3 separate regions of the Mus musculus genome follow, and regions 2 and 3 are each linked to region 1. A link is a loop called in an ENCODE intact Hi-C map of the cell type or tissue named here. Cell type or tissue: left cerebral cortex. All regions are shown on one strand.

Region 1 (5,000 bases):
GGTTTAAAAAATCACTGCCCAGAGCTAATGAAATGGCTCGGTGGGTAAAGTGCTTGTCACTAAGCCCGATGGCCTGAGTTTGATTCCTGGCACTCACATGGTGGAAGGAGAGAACAGACTGCAGCAAGTTGTCTTCTGACCTCCACCTGCATATTGGGGTGTGTGCATGAACACACACAGACACACACACGCAGACACACACACACACACAAAACTATGTAAATACAATTAAGAAAAATAACAGTAGAGCCTTATTACAATGAACTCCAATGTCCAAAAACTGTTCTTATTTTGTGTTTGTACCATAGTAAGAGCCAAGATTTTAAGCTCTACTAAAAACAAAACAAACAAAAAGACTTTATCTATTTATGTTCATTAAAAACCTAATAGTGATATATTATCTCAAAATATCATACAGTTAATATATTTTGAGTTATTTAAAATTTATATTGAGAAAAATGTATGTATTTTCAGTATTGCTGTAGACAAGCATCTACATAAGACAGTTCAATTGATTGTTTTATATCAAACAACTTTTATAATGCTCATTTTTATTGTTGTAATATTTTATAAATTTTAAAGAATATGATAAAAACAAAAGGTATGGCAGGTATTTAAAGGGGATCTCTGGGAGGAGTTGGGGAACAAAAGGGAAAGAAGAATGTGATGTAAGTCTATTTACTCAATATATGTTTTTAAATGTTAACAAATTCAGATAAATTGAAATCATGTATCTTTTTTCACCATAATGCAATAAAATTTAAATTAAAACAATTACTGCACAGTAGCTGGAGAGATGGTTCAGTTGTTAAGAGCACTGGCTGTTCTCATAGAGGAGCTGGGTTCCATTCCCAGCACCCGCAAGGTAACTCACAATTATCTGCAATTCCAGTTCCAGGGGACCTGACACCCTCACACAGACACATCAGCAGGCAAAAAGCCAGTATAAAGTAAAAATTAACCCATTTTTAAAAAGAAAAATCACTGTCCCAAACCTTCACAAAGTCAGGCAGGATTCTTTAACCTGGGCCTATCTTTTTATGAGAGCAGAGAGCAAGCATTCGTAAGAGAGGCTGTGGGGAGGACGGGGGCCCTGAATCTCTTCCCAGGTGAATGCTCACTCGATGATTCCAGACCAGGCTCTGCACCTCATGCTCCTGGTTTCTCTGGTGGAAACTGAACTTTCTATTGTGGGCCAGCCAGGGCTGCTGCAACAGTTAACTCAATCTTGAGAGCCCAAGTTTCTTCTACTGCAGCAGAACACAACGATTCCTGGCGTGTTTCCATCTGGAGATCACCATATCCAATAAGGTAAAGAAGTCAAATCCAAGTGACTGGACACACAGCCACTGCTGACCACTGCAGAACACAATAGTTAGAGGTTGTCTCAGAAGACTAAAGGGGTAGAGACTGGAGTCTCAGCAGCACAGATTCAGCTGGTGGCTAAAAAATTAGGTCCCTGTGGAAGATGATAGCTGCTGTTGCTGACTTAGCATCAGGTAAGTTCACAGGCCACAGTAGTCAGAGCTGTGCAGCCCCACCTTTGCAAATCCTGCTAGGCCTATCCATGCAGAAGCAGAGATCAAGAGAGTGGTCCTACTTCACTTACAGTCAGTGGGAGGTCAGAGGTGACAGGATTAGCAGGCATCACCTCTCCTGATGTCACACACATGAGAGAATATCCCTGAAAGACTCTTAACACAAAGGACATGCTCAGTACACACCAGCCATGGTCACAGGACCATAAATGACTGAACAGAGTGATTACCCCATGCTACACCCCCTCAGTGAGGGTCACAAGAATGGCTTAAAAGTGGTTATCTTGGAGCTGGAGAGATGGCTCAGAGGTTAAGAGCACAAGCTGATCTTCTGGAAGACCAGTTGCCCAGCATCCGAATGCACATACTTGCATACAGACCCACACACATAATGAAAAACAAAAAAGTAAGGGGGCCCACCTTACAGATTATAAAATCAAGACTCAGAGTAATACTGTAACTAGTCTAGAGCTACAGAGCTGGTGAATGCAGGTTCCAGCCAAAACTCCCAAGGTGCCTGTCACTAAGCATTTCAGTGTCCCTTCATACCTCTGTAGTTCAAAAGTCGGAGATGCTTGATAATGTAAGATTGTATATCTATTGTGCTTAAGCATGTGTTTTCAAAGGGAGAGAAAAGGATGAAGGCCTCAAGTGCTGATGGATTTCTAAGGCTCTCCACGAGTGGCCAAGATTTCAGCACCAAGAACAGCGACTGTCTAGGTCGCAGCGCCCTCTGGTGGCATGCAGAGAACAGGCTGTTACATGGACTGTTCAAAATTGAAGAACAAGCTAAAAGTAGAAAAGGGAAAGAGAGGGATGGTGGAGAAAGAGAAACAGACAATGGTGCTAGGAACAAGCATAAAGACGTCTAAAGGCACCCAAATGCTCAAGTTCATCAGAGATCTTTGTGGAGAGGCTCTTGTGCAAACCAAACTTGCGTTTACAAATTGGACAAAGCCTTATCCCCGTTGTCCCCACCAGAGGACCAATGAGGACCTCCTCATTGGTTCTCTATGATGGCCAGCTTTAATTGTTGACTCAGCACAACTTATAATCATCTGGAAAGAGTCCCAGGGAGGAATCATCTGCATGGAATCACTCTGCAGAGATTGTCTTAATTAAATTAATTGAGATGGAAGACCCACTATGGGTGGCACCATTCCCTAGGCAAGGGGTCTTGAGATGTATAAGAGTAGAAAAATGGAGCAGAGCACAAGCAAGCAAGCCAGCCAGCAAGCATGCATGAATGCATGCATTCACTCTCCACCCTTAACTGTGAGCCCCTGTTGCTTGGCTAAACCCATTTTCTTTAAGTGGCTTTGTGTCTAATATCTTTATCACAGCAACAGAAGCAAAACTATGAAATCCTTCAAGTACATGGATCACTATGGTGACCCTGAAATGCTTTCTTTGCCTGTCCCATCTCCCTCCTCCCTATTTCTCCTCAGGTCCCTAAGAGTCAGCAAGCCTCTCTAAAACTGTGGCTCTTTGTACATAGCTACAACACTGCTGCCCCTCTAATAAGCAAAAATAGCTCCTTGCTCTCTCCACCTCTAGTGGATGAGCCAGCAAATTATGGGTGTTCACAAGGAACAGTTTGGGAAACTTACCTCATCTATATAAAGTATTCTTGCCATAAGACCAAGGCTGGGCCTCAATGTAATAAAACTCCTAGCAGACTCAGTATTACAAAATGCAGAGAAGACTAATGGGCATGCTCATGACACCACAGGAAGGATCTGTCCAGAAGGCAGGGGTCTCTGTGTCTGCAGTAGGGGTTCACTCCATGTACCAAAGGTTTGTCTTTCTAACCAGTGGTGGAGAAACATCTCACATCCACAGAAAGAAATACAAAATCACTTGCATCTCTCTCATCTCACAAAGAAAGTTGTACAAAGGAGATCATAAGCGTAAATGTAAACTCTCTGGAAGGGTGCCAAGTAGAATCATAGTAGAAACTAGTGGGATGGCAGGTGTGGTCACATGAATTCTAAGGGGACAACAGGAGGCCCTGTGTGCCCTCCAGCTAACTGGGACTAGAATGTGTGGCCTTCAGCCTTGAGGCTGCTGTGCATTCTCACCAAGGATGTGCCACATAGCAGGACCTGGACCAGAGGTGTTTGACCCACCCCGACAGCTGTAACTTGCACATCTCACAAGATAAGATCCTAGGCAGATGCTGGGAGAAACACACTATGGTAGCACTGCAAACCTGCGTGCTTTGAAAAGGTGACAAAGTAGGCTCCCGTCGTGCAAAAACTCCTTACCTGATAGTTCTGGGTGTCAGAAATCAGAAATTAGTGGACTTGTTAATCCCAAAGAGGAGAGGAAAAAGACCACCAACCCAAGTCATCACGGCCAAATTAATTCAAGCAAGCAACTAACTAAAGCAAGCTTTTTAAAAAATTAGATATTTTCTTTATTTACATTTCAAATGCTATCCCGAAAATTACCTATACCCTCCCCCCACCCTGCTCCCCTACCCACTCACTCCTACTTCTTGGCCCTGGCAGTTCCCCTGTACTGGGGCATATAAAGTTTGCAAGACTAAGGGGCCTCTCTTCCCAATGATGACCGACTAGGCCATCCTCTGCTCCATATAAAGCAAGCTTTTTTATTTGTGTACATGGGCTGCCTCACCCTAAGGTGAGGTTGAGAGGTCAGCACTGGATGTGAGGAAGACGGGGCTTTTATAGCTCAGGAGTAGGAGGTTTCTAAATACAGGATTTGGTGGGCACAATAGGTGGGGTTGTGAGAGCAGAACACATGCATTGCCAGCCAATTCCTTCTGAGACAAAGACATGGTTGCAAGGTGGACGTAGCATGGTAGTCATGCTCATATCAAGGTAGTCATAGGTGGTCACATAACATTTTGAAACAAAGGTTTGCAAGATGATTATAAATAACTTTTTGAAATGAAGGCATGATTAGCATTCCTGTAACAGGCAGTACAGAATCATTTGTAGTTAAGGTTACAGGTAGGGCATAGCCCAATCCTAAAGAAACGGTGGTTTATTCATAAACAGGAAGGAGCCTAGTTTGTCTTTACTATAAGATGGCTTTTAAGCCTAAGATGGAGGCAGGCTGGCTCTTTGCAGTCCCAGATCCCAGAGTGGTATGTGTAGGTCATTCCCATTGGGGTCTTGTGCAGCTGGGTCTCCCCACCTTCCAGACCCTCAAGGCTGTCACTCACCATGGCCTTGGCTCCTTCTCAGCCTCCTGAAGCCAGCAATGACCTGTTTAACTTTGGAGACTCTTCCTTCCTCTCTTACTCATACCAGGTACGTCACTGTTGCTGGAATAAAGTGACATGACAAAAAGCAACTTGAAAAAGAAAGTGTTTGATTGGCTCATGGTTCCAGAGAGGAGAGTGTCCATCATAGCTGGGGAGGTTTGGCAACAGGAGCATGACGATGGCCTGGCATCAAACAGAGCGGCCGCATTTCATCCACACTCATGAAG
Region 2 (5,000 bases), 270 kb before region 1:
TGCATTTGGCCCAGCCACAATAACCTAGCTCGCCTCCTCTGTCAACCTGACACAGCCCTGAACCGTCTGAGGGAACCTCAATTAAAGAACTGCCTTGATAGGACTGCCCTGTAGCCACGTCTGTGAAGAACTCTCGTGGTGACTAATGTGGGAGGGGCCCAGCCTACTCTGGGCACTGCCACCCTTGAGCAGGTCCTGTGTTGTAGAAGGCTAGCTGAGCATAAGCCAGAGAGAAGGCCAGTAGCTAAAAGCCCCCTCTGGTCTCTGCTTCAGTTTCTGCTCAGATTCCTGCCTCCAGTTTCTGTGCTGACCACCCTCGATGACGGACTGTAACCCGTAAACTGAATCAAGGTCCTTCCTCCCATAGTCATGGCGTTTACTACAGCAATAGAAAGCAAACTAGAACATGCAGCAAGGCTAAGGTTCTAAGACAAAGAGGGGAGGAAGGAGGCACAATCATTTCTTGATTACCAACTATGGTCAGCCACAGAACCAGGTCTCCAGTATGATCTCCTGGTCTGAATGTGATTTCGTTTTGAGAACCAGGAAGCAGGTTCTAGGAGCTTATGCCCTTGTCTCAGGCCTCAGAGTTTGTGCTGGGGCTGACTGCTCAACATTCCAGGCCTCAGTCTCTCAGCTACACCCAAGATCCCCATCACCCATGTGCTCAGAGCTCTGCTAGAGTTCAATTCACATGGCTATGGAATAGCAGCTACTGACAGCCTGCAGTCCGGTTCATTGTCCCATATTGAGGCCTCCTTGCTGCCAGACCCCTGCAGAGAAAGGTCCCTAGACTCCAGGACAGGGCCCAAGAAATCAACTAGGGTTTCCCCTGTACCTCTCACTAGGAACTGATGTTAGCCTGGCCTAAACTAGCAGGAGGCACAGAGAGTCAGCATAGTCTTGCCCCAGAGGGAATCCCATGGTGGGAGAAGGCGCTCCTGGGAAGCCCAGAGTGACACTAAGTCCTTAGGACTGTGGAGACCACTTAAATATGAGGACCACCACTGGGGACACTGCCCTGTCTCCATTACCTGTGCATCAGGGTGTATGATGGTCAATCTTACTGTCCACCTGAATGGACTGATATAAACACCCAGGAAAAAAAGAGTCATGTGTACCTCCAGAGACTATCAGACTACAGCCATCAGATGGCTTCAGGTTTTGAGTAGTGGTGGAGAGGTGGTAGAAACTTGGAGGTGGGGCCTGGCTGGAGGAAGCGGGTCACTGAGGGAGTGTCTCTGGGACTGTATCTGCCCTGATCCCTTCCTGTATGCCTTTCCTCTGCTTCCTGTGCAGCACATGAGCAGCTCGTGCCACGTGCTCCTGCTCCCATGATGTGTTGGCTCAGGAGGGACCCAGAATCAACGAACTCAGCATGATTGACAGTGCCGTCAGAGGCTGTAAGCCTACCCAAGCCCTTCCTCCCTAAAGTTGTTTCTGGCAGACACCTGGTCTCCATGGTAACGAGAGTTAACTAATACAAGAGTCCTCAGAGTCTAGAGGCTTCCCTAGGGTCTAGGTGTCAGGAGTCAAGAGCAGGGATGGATCTGGGAGGCTTCTGAAAAGTTTTGTAAGTGTCAATGAATTCATTCAAATGGTCTGTGAAGCTGGAGACCTGACATGGTCCTAGGATATACACCATACAGAGTAAAAGGGGGGAGGGGCACTTATAGGGAAAGACAAAGAAACCATCAGTACTTCAGCCGTGGGAGGAGACCAGGATGCACCAGGCCTGAAGGGCACCAATGGGGCACGGAAGAGTACAATCATGCTCAAGCCCAAAGCTGCAAAGCCGCCTGTCCACCCGGTCTGCACAGGGCTGGGCTAAAAAGCAGGATCCTGGGATGAAAGCCAGCCTACACGAATCTGGAGAAAAAGAGATGCTGGTGGCCCAGGAAACAGTAAGAGGGAAGCCACTTCCCATGGGCTGGGGATGCAGATCAACTGCTGAAGGGCTAACCTAGCAGGCACAAAGGCCTTGGATCAGCCTCCAACACTACATAAAACAGGGCTTGGTGGAGCACGCCAGGAACCCCACCACTCAGGAAGTGGGGCCGGAGGAGCCTCAACTACACATGGAGGTCAAGGCCAACTTGGGCTATAAGCAATCCTACCTTTAAGAAAACAGAATCCGTACAGCTTTCCCACACCCGACCTTCTAGGGTTGGCACTAACGTACGCACACACCCCTGCGTCTCTGAGGTAGGCAATGTCCTGCAAACGTACTTCTCGGGAGAGGCTGTGCACCTAGTCAGTCAGCCCCCTGCTCGGTGCCAGGCACTCTTTGGAGACAGATGCACCCCCCCCCACGCACCCCCCTCCCCCACTGCTGGCGTGCTGTGCTGTTAATGTCTCTCCCAATCAGCAGATTCAGAGATCAGGACCAGTGGAAGACAGGCCGAGTGCCCCTATCTGGGACGATTGGAAGCACAAGTACTTACAACTGCTGAGTTTTTCTGAGTGGCAGGATTCTTTTTAAATAGACTTTATCAGTTAAGTATCACTAATCCAGAATCCAAAACCTGAATTTTTTTTTATTTGATACTGAGAACATTTTAAGTTTCAAAACTAGGGTTTGGGACTAAGGCTTCACAGGCCACGTAGGCTTGAAGTAATCTTACCTCACAACAGGTTTCTTGGTAACCTTTAATTATGGATTGTTTCATGCCACACATGTGCAGTGTGAACCAACCATCTACCTACCCTCAGTAGTTTAACTCCTGTCTCACAAGCACTGTTTGCAGATGTCACAACCTTCTTCTGGCAGCAGGGGGCGCTTTCTCCCCATCAGGCCCATGTTGCAACCACGGAGATGGTACCAGCCAGAACCAGCCAGACTTTCTGCTCAAAGTGACTTTACTTCAGTGACATTTACCACCAGAGCAAAATGCCACTCCCCCCTCCCCAGAAGGGGAAAGGGCAGGCAAATAATTGTACAGTCACTAAACACAGTTACTGGAATCAGCTGAAGGCTATCGTGTGGGGGTACTGCAGCGATCCTCCTAACCACAGGAGGGAGTGAGCAAGCCTGCAGCGCTGAACAAGTGTATGGCCCACACATTCAGCAGATTACGTGGCAGTAAACATTCTAAGTGCCAGGTGAATGTAGGACAGACTCTGGCCCACCCTGGGGACAAGCCATGGGGACATCACTTGCTATTCCCCAGCTTTTTTAAGGTGGGTGTCAATAGGTCTGTGAATGCAAACAGCTATGCTGGACCTCCTACTTGTCCGGGTTTTTTTCCTGTTTGGTTGGTTAGTTTTGAGGTTGTTTGTTGTTTTGTTTTGTTTTGTTTTGGAGAAGGTCTTACTAGGAAGCCCTGACTGAGGTGGCTTGAAACTTGTTATACGTGGAGACCAACTTGGTCTCAAACTACCTCCCTCTGCCACCAGAGTGCTGGGATTAAAGGCGTGCAGCATCATACACAGCCTTCTGAGCATCTAAGATCAGCACACAAAGACCTGCCCCTGACTCAGCTCAGCCTGCTGGAGACAGTGAGTCCGAGGCTCGACCCCATCTGCCCACTGGCTCATCCTCATCTCTACATCTCTGTCTCCCGTAACTGGAAGAGCCAGGGTGGCTCTGAGGATGAATTGAGATAGTGGGGTGACCACTAATTAATCCAAGCAACCATGAGCTCAGACTCACAGACTGAACTCAGACTGGCTACCCGGGGAGGGGGCGGGGCGGGGCAGAGATGGCTCAGAGACACATTTTACACGCTCTGCATTCTGACATTTACATCCACATTAAAAATCCTTGGGTTTTATATAAAGGTATTATGACTAAATTGTGTCCCCTCAAAAGATATGCTGAAGTCCTTCCTGACTGTGCTGCTGCAGAATGTATGTATGTATGTATGTATGTATGTATGTATTTATTTATTTGGTCAATGCAAAGATAACTATGCAAGAGGTCCTGAAGAAGCGCCTCATACTGAGGCACTATAGGCTCTGAACCCAGTACATCCGGTGTCCCTAAAGATGACAGTGTGACCCAGCAGTGGACTGGAGTAGTGCAAGGAACGGCCACTATCACTGGAACACCCCAGAGCTGGAGGAAATGGAAAAGGGGGCCCTCCGGACGAGACGCCTGAGGGAAGAGACCTGGCCTCACCAGCACCTTGAGGCCAGGCTTCTGGTCTCACAAATTATAAGACACTAACTTCCTGTCATTCCAAGGGACCCATTTTTGTTCAGCCAGTCCTAGGGAAATAACATGTAAGGATCTGCCCCTCTCTCATCTCTTGGCTTATTGACGCAGAGCCTCATATAGCCCAGGCCAGCCTCAAACTCACCAATTAGCCAGAGGGCTAGTTTTGAACTCTCATCTTCCCATTTCCTCTTGTCCAGTGCTGGGGACACAGGCGTTCTCCACCACTCTGAGGTGAAGGCTTATGCTTCCCTTTAAACAGTGGAATGCTTGACGCCATCAGCCTACCTTGTGCCAACTGGGCCAGATTAGGTGTTCTGGGCCAGATAAGGGTTGTCCCCACCACCCCCTGCTGCCACTCTGACTCCACCAGGGAGTACGTCTTTGGCCATCTGCTGTCATACCTTCGCAGTTTTTCTTACCCAGAAGCACTTCTCTAACCATCTCTGTCAGAAGACGAAGCTGCCAGGTGCCAGTTCAGGAAGGAGCAGAGATCCATCTCAGACAGGTGGCCAGGGGGGCTGACATTCAAACCACAGCTTCTTCTAAGCCTCCCCGGGGACCTCTAAGTCTCCCCACCCAGCTCTGCTCTCTCCTGATGGCACACCCAGACAGCCTCTGGGAGACAGCAGTCACATGTTACAAAAAGGACTCCATTCCACACCTCTCAACAAAGCGCCTGAGATCCCGTAACACACAGTTAGGAGGCATAAAATGAGGCTGAGTGTCCTTCAAATCCCTCAGAAGGCCTGAGTATCTATGTTTTTTTTTTTTTTTTTAAATTTTGGATGCACATAACCCAAGGTCCAAACACAGAATTTCATTAGTAAGTGTTCCATGAATA
Region 3 (5,000 bases), 150 kb before region 1:
GGCTGCCCCCAACTTTTTACCTTTTGACTTTGTTCGTTTTTCCTTTTCAGCTCCATGGAGAAGCCAGTGTGGTGCTGTATGCTGAGACCCCCTGAGTGGTCAGATGCAGTTTTATAAGACCCTCTCTTCCCTTAGCCACAGGAAGATTTATTCCATCTGTCCTTCCCATGACTTGCCCCATTCTGGCCTCTGGGTGTGGCAGCTTATACAGCATCCTGAGAGCCAGGCTGCTTTGACCTCCTGGACAGTGGCCAGCGGGAGTGGATGACCATGCTATGCATGCTCATAGAGGCCATAAAGAATGAGTCTGCAAAGCCCAGCTAGTGCAGGCCTCTCTGTGCTAAGCCTTGCAAGTGTGAACAGGATGCTAATTCTCAGGGTGGGCCAAGCCCCAGCCACCCCAGACGGAGGGTAGGTGGGCCGAGTGCAAAACCAAAAAACCCAAAAAACTCACTAAATTTGTTTTTAAAGAACTTTTAAATGCTCAAGAGATAATTGGGAGGGAAGGAGGAGGAGACAGGTGTGTGGATTAGTTGTGGTTTGCAGGAGGTGGGATGGGGAGAGGTGGGAGGTGGGCACTGAGTCAGAGGAGGGAGAAGTTCTGGTTGTCACATAATAAAGTGGCCCTGTGCTTGTGGTGGTGTGCTGGGAATCTCAAAAATAGAAGGAAAACTTCACAGAGATGACAAATGCTTGAGCTATGTTTACCCTGATTTAAATCTCTCTCTCTCTCTCTCTCTCTCTCTCTCTCTCTCTCTCTCTGTGTGTGTGTGTGTGTGTGTGTGTGTGTGTGTGTGTGTGTGCTCCTCAAACAGTACTCCACATACCTGTATAACTTTCATGTATCAATTAAACTACATTTACATTAGCAGTAGCAGACGCTGACATTTGTCCCTAGCTGTGAAGTGTTTGGAGGAGGAGGAGCCTTTAATGGGTGGTTAGGCCATGAAGGGTGTTGATGTCTTTTGGAGGGGTGCATTAATTACTGTCATCTAATTAGTTACAAAGAGTGGCGCCTTATGTTTTCTACTCTTCTGGTGCCACCCACCTTTCTCTCTGTTTTCCTGCACACGTTGATGCAGGACAAGGCCCTTGCCATGTGCTGCCTGGTCCTGGCTTCTCCCACCCCCCAGAACAATGAACCAAATAAACTTCTTTCCTTTGCAAATTACCTAGTCCCAGATATTCTGTCATAGCAACAGAAAATGCATTAAGACAATTAGTTACCATGGAAATGTGAATTGCTATGGCAGAGGCCACGTTTCCTTTTCCATATTGGGAGAAGTTTTTTTTTTTTTTTTTTTAATGTAACCCCTCCAGCAGCTCTAGCAACTTGTTTTGGTAAGGCAAGGCTATAGTTCTGAAAAAGCCACTGCCATCTGGTGCTCCTGCTTCTTGAACTTGCCCCACCTCGCCCCGAAACAGCCACCCCACACTTAGGGGGTGAACCTGAAAATCTCTGCTTCTGAAAGGGCCCCAGATGGAGGCAGGACAGAGTCACTCTGCTGGGATAAGCTTCCTTCCTCTGTGAGCCTAGCTGGGGTACTTGAGATTAGACCCTGAGCAGGTGCAGAATCAAAGTATTTGGTTGTAGTGGTTCAGTGAGCAACCTCCTCCTGATAAGATGGTGATGCTGTCTCTGTCAGCCTGACCTGTTGGTGCAGATCACCGGGGCAGGTGCAGTGAGATGTGCGGTTCAGGAAAGGAAGGAGCACGGAAACAAGACTGTAGTTTTGATCTCCAAACCACACCTCTCAGACACTCCTGAGGAAAAAAAAAAAAAAAAAAAAAAAAAAAAAGGAGGGGGGAGGGGCTTCCAACTGCCTGAGCCTGGCATTATCGTCTGGCTAATCTTTAAAGAGTGCTGAACTGCTTTTGGGTTTGGGTTTTGATCATTTAAGGCAGTACTTGGTAGCACGTGCACACACACTTTTTGTACTCGCTGCTACACTGGGGAGTCCTCTGTGTATCTCAATGCGTCGGAATTAGGGCGCCTGGCACGAAGTGCGCGACCTTAGTCAGTATTGTAATAGCCGGTCTGAAGTCTGAAGATGGGGCCTCACGATGCAGAGGCGGGCCAAAGGTGGCGCGAGACTTGTTCCTGGGTCCAACCACCTGTTAAGCAGCAGGCTTACAAGCTTGGGTCAGGAAAGAGATGTCCTGGAGGCGGGGCGGCGAGGGGGCAGGGCCGGGGCCGAGTCCACTCGGAAACTTAAGCTGTGGGCCGGCCAGACCCGCCCTCTCGCCGCCATCTGTCCTCCTGGCGACCCAAGAGAGCAAGTCGCTGCAAGGCGAGGCGCTCCGTGATTCGCGACAGCACATAGTGATTGGCAGGCTTGCCGGCGACTTAACGAGCCGAGTCTCCCTGGGTCGCAGCAGGAATGGAGGGTGGCAGAGGCCCCGCCCAGGCCCCGCCCCCTTTCCCGGGGCCGCGCTGAATGTAGGGCCGCGCGCTCCGCCTGCTCAGCTGGCCGCTGCAATCTCCGCGGTTTCGGAGCAACTTCGCGGCGGGCTGGGAGGCCCAGCACTGCGGCCGGTAAGTTCTTCAGGGTCGTTGTGCCATGGCCTTGGCCTTGGCGTTGGGCGCGCAGTGTCAGGGAGGGTTTCGGAGCGCTGGGTGGCGCTGCTCTCCCGGCCTCAGTTTCCCCTGATGGGTGGCAGAGCCCCAAGTCCACTCCAAGTTGCTAGAAGTTGGAGGCCAGGACTCTCGCTGCTCCACGGAGCCCGAGGCGTCTACTGCCCCAACTGGGCCAGTTGTGCCCAAGCCGTGCGCCTCTCACTCAGCCCTGGAGTCCCGGCACTCCCGCAAATCTCCCTGCATGACCGCGCTGCGGATGGGGACAGCGTGTCGGAGAGGCTGCCCACGCTCCAGAGCTGCCCCATCAAGACCTACATCCCTGGACTCCCTACCCAGGACCATGAAGGACCTGATTCCTGGGGCGCGTGGGGGCTCAGCCCACCCAGGAGCCGTGTGTCTGTTTCTTTCTCTTTCCTGGTCCTCAGAAAAGGAGGTAGGAACCCTTGGGACCCGCCCATAGTTACCCACCCTATTAGGTACCTGCTGGCCATTGTGTGACCCCAGCTCTGGTATGCACCGCACCTAGAGGAACTTAGGTTCTGGTCAGATGAACTGGAAGCCTTCTGGAAAATCTGATCCTGCACTTTTGGGTGTGATGGAGCTGCGTCCTTTCAACGTATTTTGTTAGTTATCTTTATATGAGAGTCCAATAAAACAGCGTTTTAGTTTCTTGGAACTATCTCCCTGACACTGTCACCCTCCACCGTGTACTCGGGCCCCTAGTCCTAGGGGTAGGACTTACAGTTTCCATTGGACACAGAGGCTCAGTAGATTTGGGGCCTGGACAGGACCACACACCTAATGGACAGAGCTAATGAACCTCTACCCCCTCCTCCCACCTCCAATTCCCTCCCCCTCCCCCAGGCAAGCAGGTGCAGCCCTTCCTCTGTCACCTTGGACAAAGACCCCAGGTGGTTGGCTGGGACTTTCCTCTCTAGAATCCAACCCTCACTCGGACCCATGTCCTAGGCTCTTGAAGGCCATGGCGATCACAGGGGCTACCTCCCCAGTTCCCTCACCTGTTGACCTATGTCTCTCTGGTGCTGATGCCATTCGCAGGTACTTTTTCATCTAACTAGGAATCTAGAGAGAGTTTATGTTCCAATTTCTTCCTGAATGTTCCTTGGACCTCCTCAGATACAGGCAGGATTGGGTAGAGATGCCCCTCGCCTTCTTTCCCAGGTACAAGCGTGTAGAACACCCCAGTGCCAGCCTCCCTTATGCCTTCAGAAGGTTTGGGGTTGGTCGCATAGGAGACCTAGTTCAATCTTGGCCCCGAAACACTACACAGATGCCAGACGTGTCCTTGTCCCTGGTGGTGATGCAGTGGCAATGGATAGGAGCGCTGTTCTCTCCAAGGTACCCTTTCTCCCACCTTTCTTACGTTAGAAAGGAGGTTAAAGCCCCCAGCCACATGCCAAGCCACTTCTGAGTCCCCACTTCTTAGTTCTTACTGAGTCCAGTTCCAATCTTTCTGGCGTCCTGTCTGCCCCAGCGCTTGCCCTGTTGTAGGCCTCTCATTCTGCCTGGATGGCTCCCATGCTCCTCTCTGGTCTTCTGTAGCTCCAGCCACCCTCAACGGTTCTTACATTCCTCTGACCTATGGGTCAGACTCATCTCCTAGCCTGGTATTTCTTCTGGCTACAGGGGACTGATGTCTGCCTAACTATCTACCCCTTCCTCCAGGGTATGGGCGCATCTAATGTTGAAAAAAAAAAATCTTCCTTCCTCTTCTGATTGTCCTGAAGGCTCGGCCAGACCTCTGCAAAGTCCATAACCTGGGAAAACCATTAAATGAGAAGCATGCCTCTGCCCAGTCCATTCCCATGGCTTTTCCATCTTGGACTGTCTAACCAGATATCACCTTCCCACCAAGTCAGATGCTCAAACATTAGCCCTGGAGCATCTTCTGCTGGACAGGGAGGCTCAGTGCCCCACACTGGGGGCTCATAGGCCCACACAGCCAGGACAGAGCAGGTGCCAGACATGATATGCTTGGCTGTCCACCATTGCAGCCCATGCCCCTCCCTGTTCACTCCCCCTCTGTTCCCACGATCTTGTCACATTGGGAGAGCTGGACTGTTCCTTGGTTTGGACTTAATACTCTGGGCAAAAATAGGCACCTGGGAGCCACCAAGGGCTTTGTGACCTTGTCTTGAGGGTCAGTTCTATGCCAGAGGGCTGGGTCAGGCCAGGCCAGAGTGGACCTCACAGGCCAGGGACTTGGTCACTGGTGGATTTTAAAATAATGCTTCATTTCCATTCCCTAAGTGTTCCACATTCAAATAGAAAATTAAGGACATGTATGTTTTTAAAAGCTAAAATAAAACCAGCTAAGTTTCTTACCCAGAGATAGCAAGTATTGTCATTGGAGGAGGGGCATTTCTTTTATCTTTCTCTACCGATAATTTTTCAAATCCTA

What was found. Hi-C counts contacts between places; a loop is a spot of excess contacts. Peaks named below come from ENCODE experiments on the same cell type or tissue, not always from the same donor. Only the 100,000 strongest peaks of a DNase experiment are listed, where the experiment ranks them.
Region 2: it touches region 1 in a loop (2.8-fold over the local background); 5 of 42 quality-filtered maps call a loop at or near these places.
Region 3: it touches region 1 in a loop (3-fold over the local background); 15 of 42 quality-filtered maps call a loop at or near these places.

Annotation. Positions count from the first base shown.
Region 1 is chr5:36,833,392-36,838,391 of GRCm38, reverse strand. No RefSeq gene overlaps it. Among named protein-coding and RNA genes, the nearest start is that of Man2b2, 5.2 kb to the right of the region's middle. In left cerebral cortex, a CTCF peak has its summit at 2,274 (motif pointing left); a DNase peak (open chromatin) is centred at 2,251; H3K27ac peaks cover 361 bases.
Region 2 is chr5:37,107,466-37,112,465 of GRCm38, reverse strand. All of the region lies in intron 7 of Jakmip1 (janus kinase and microtubule interacting protein 1), which reads right to left. Among named protein-coding and RNA genes, the nearest start is that of Jakmip1, 25 kb to the right of the region's middle. In left cerebral cortex, a CTCF peak has its summit at 2,791 (motif pointing right); DNase peaks (open chromatin) are centred at 2,786, 3,462 and 4,752; H3K27ac peaks cover 626 bases.
Region 3 is chr5:36,986,402-36,991,401 of GRCm38, reverse strand. It overlaps Wfs1 (wolframin ER transmembrane glycoprotein), which reads left to right and starts at 2,420. Exons shown (of 8, transcript NM_011716.2): 1 at 2,420-2,536. In left cerebral cortex, CTCF peaks have their summits at 2,083 and 2,588; DNase peaks (open chromatin) are centred at 588, 969 and 2,338; H3K4me3 peaks cover 1,558 bases; H3K27ac peaks cover 766 bases.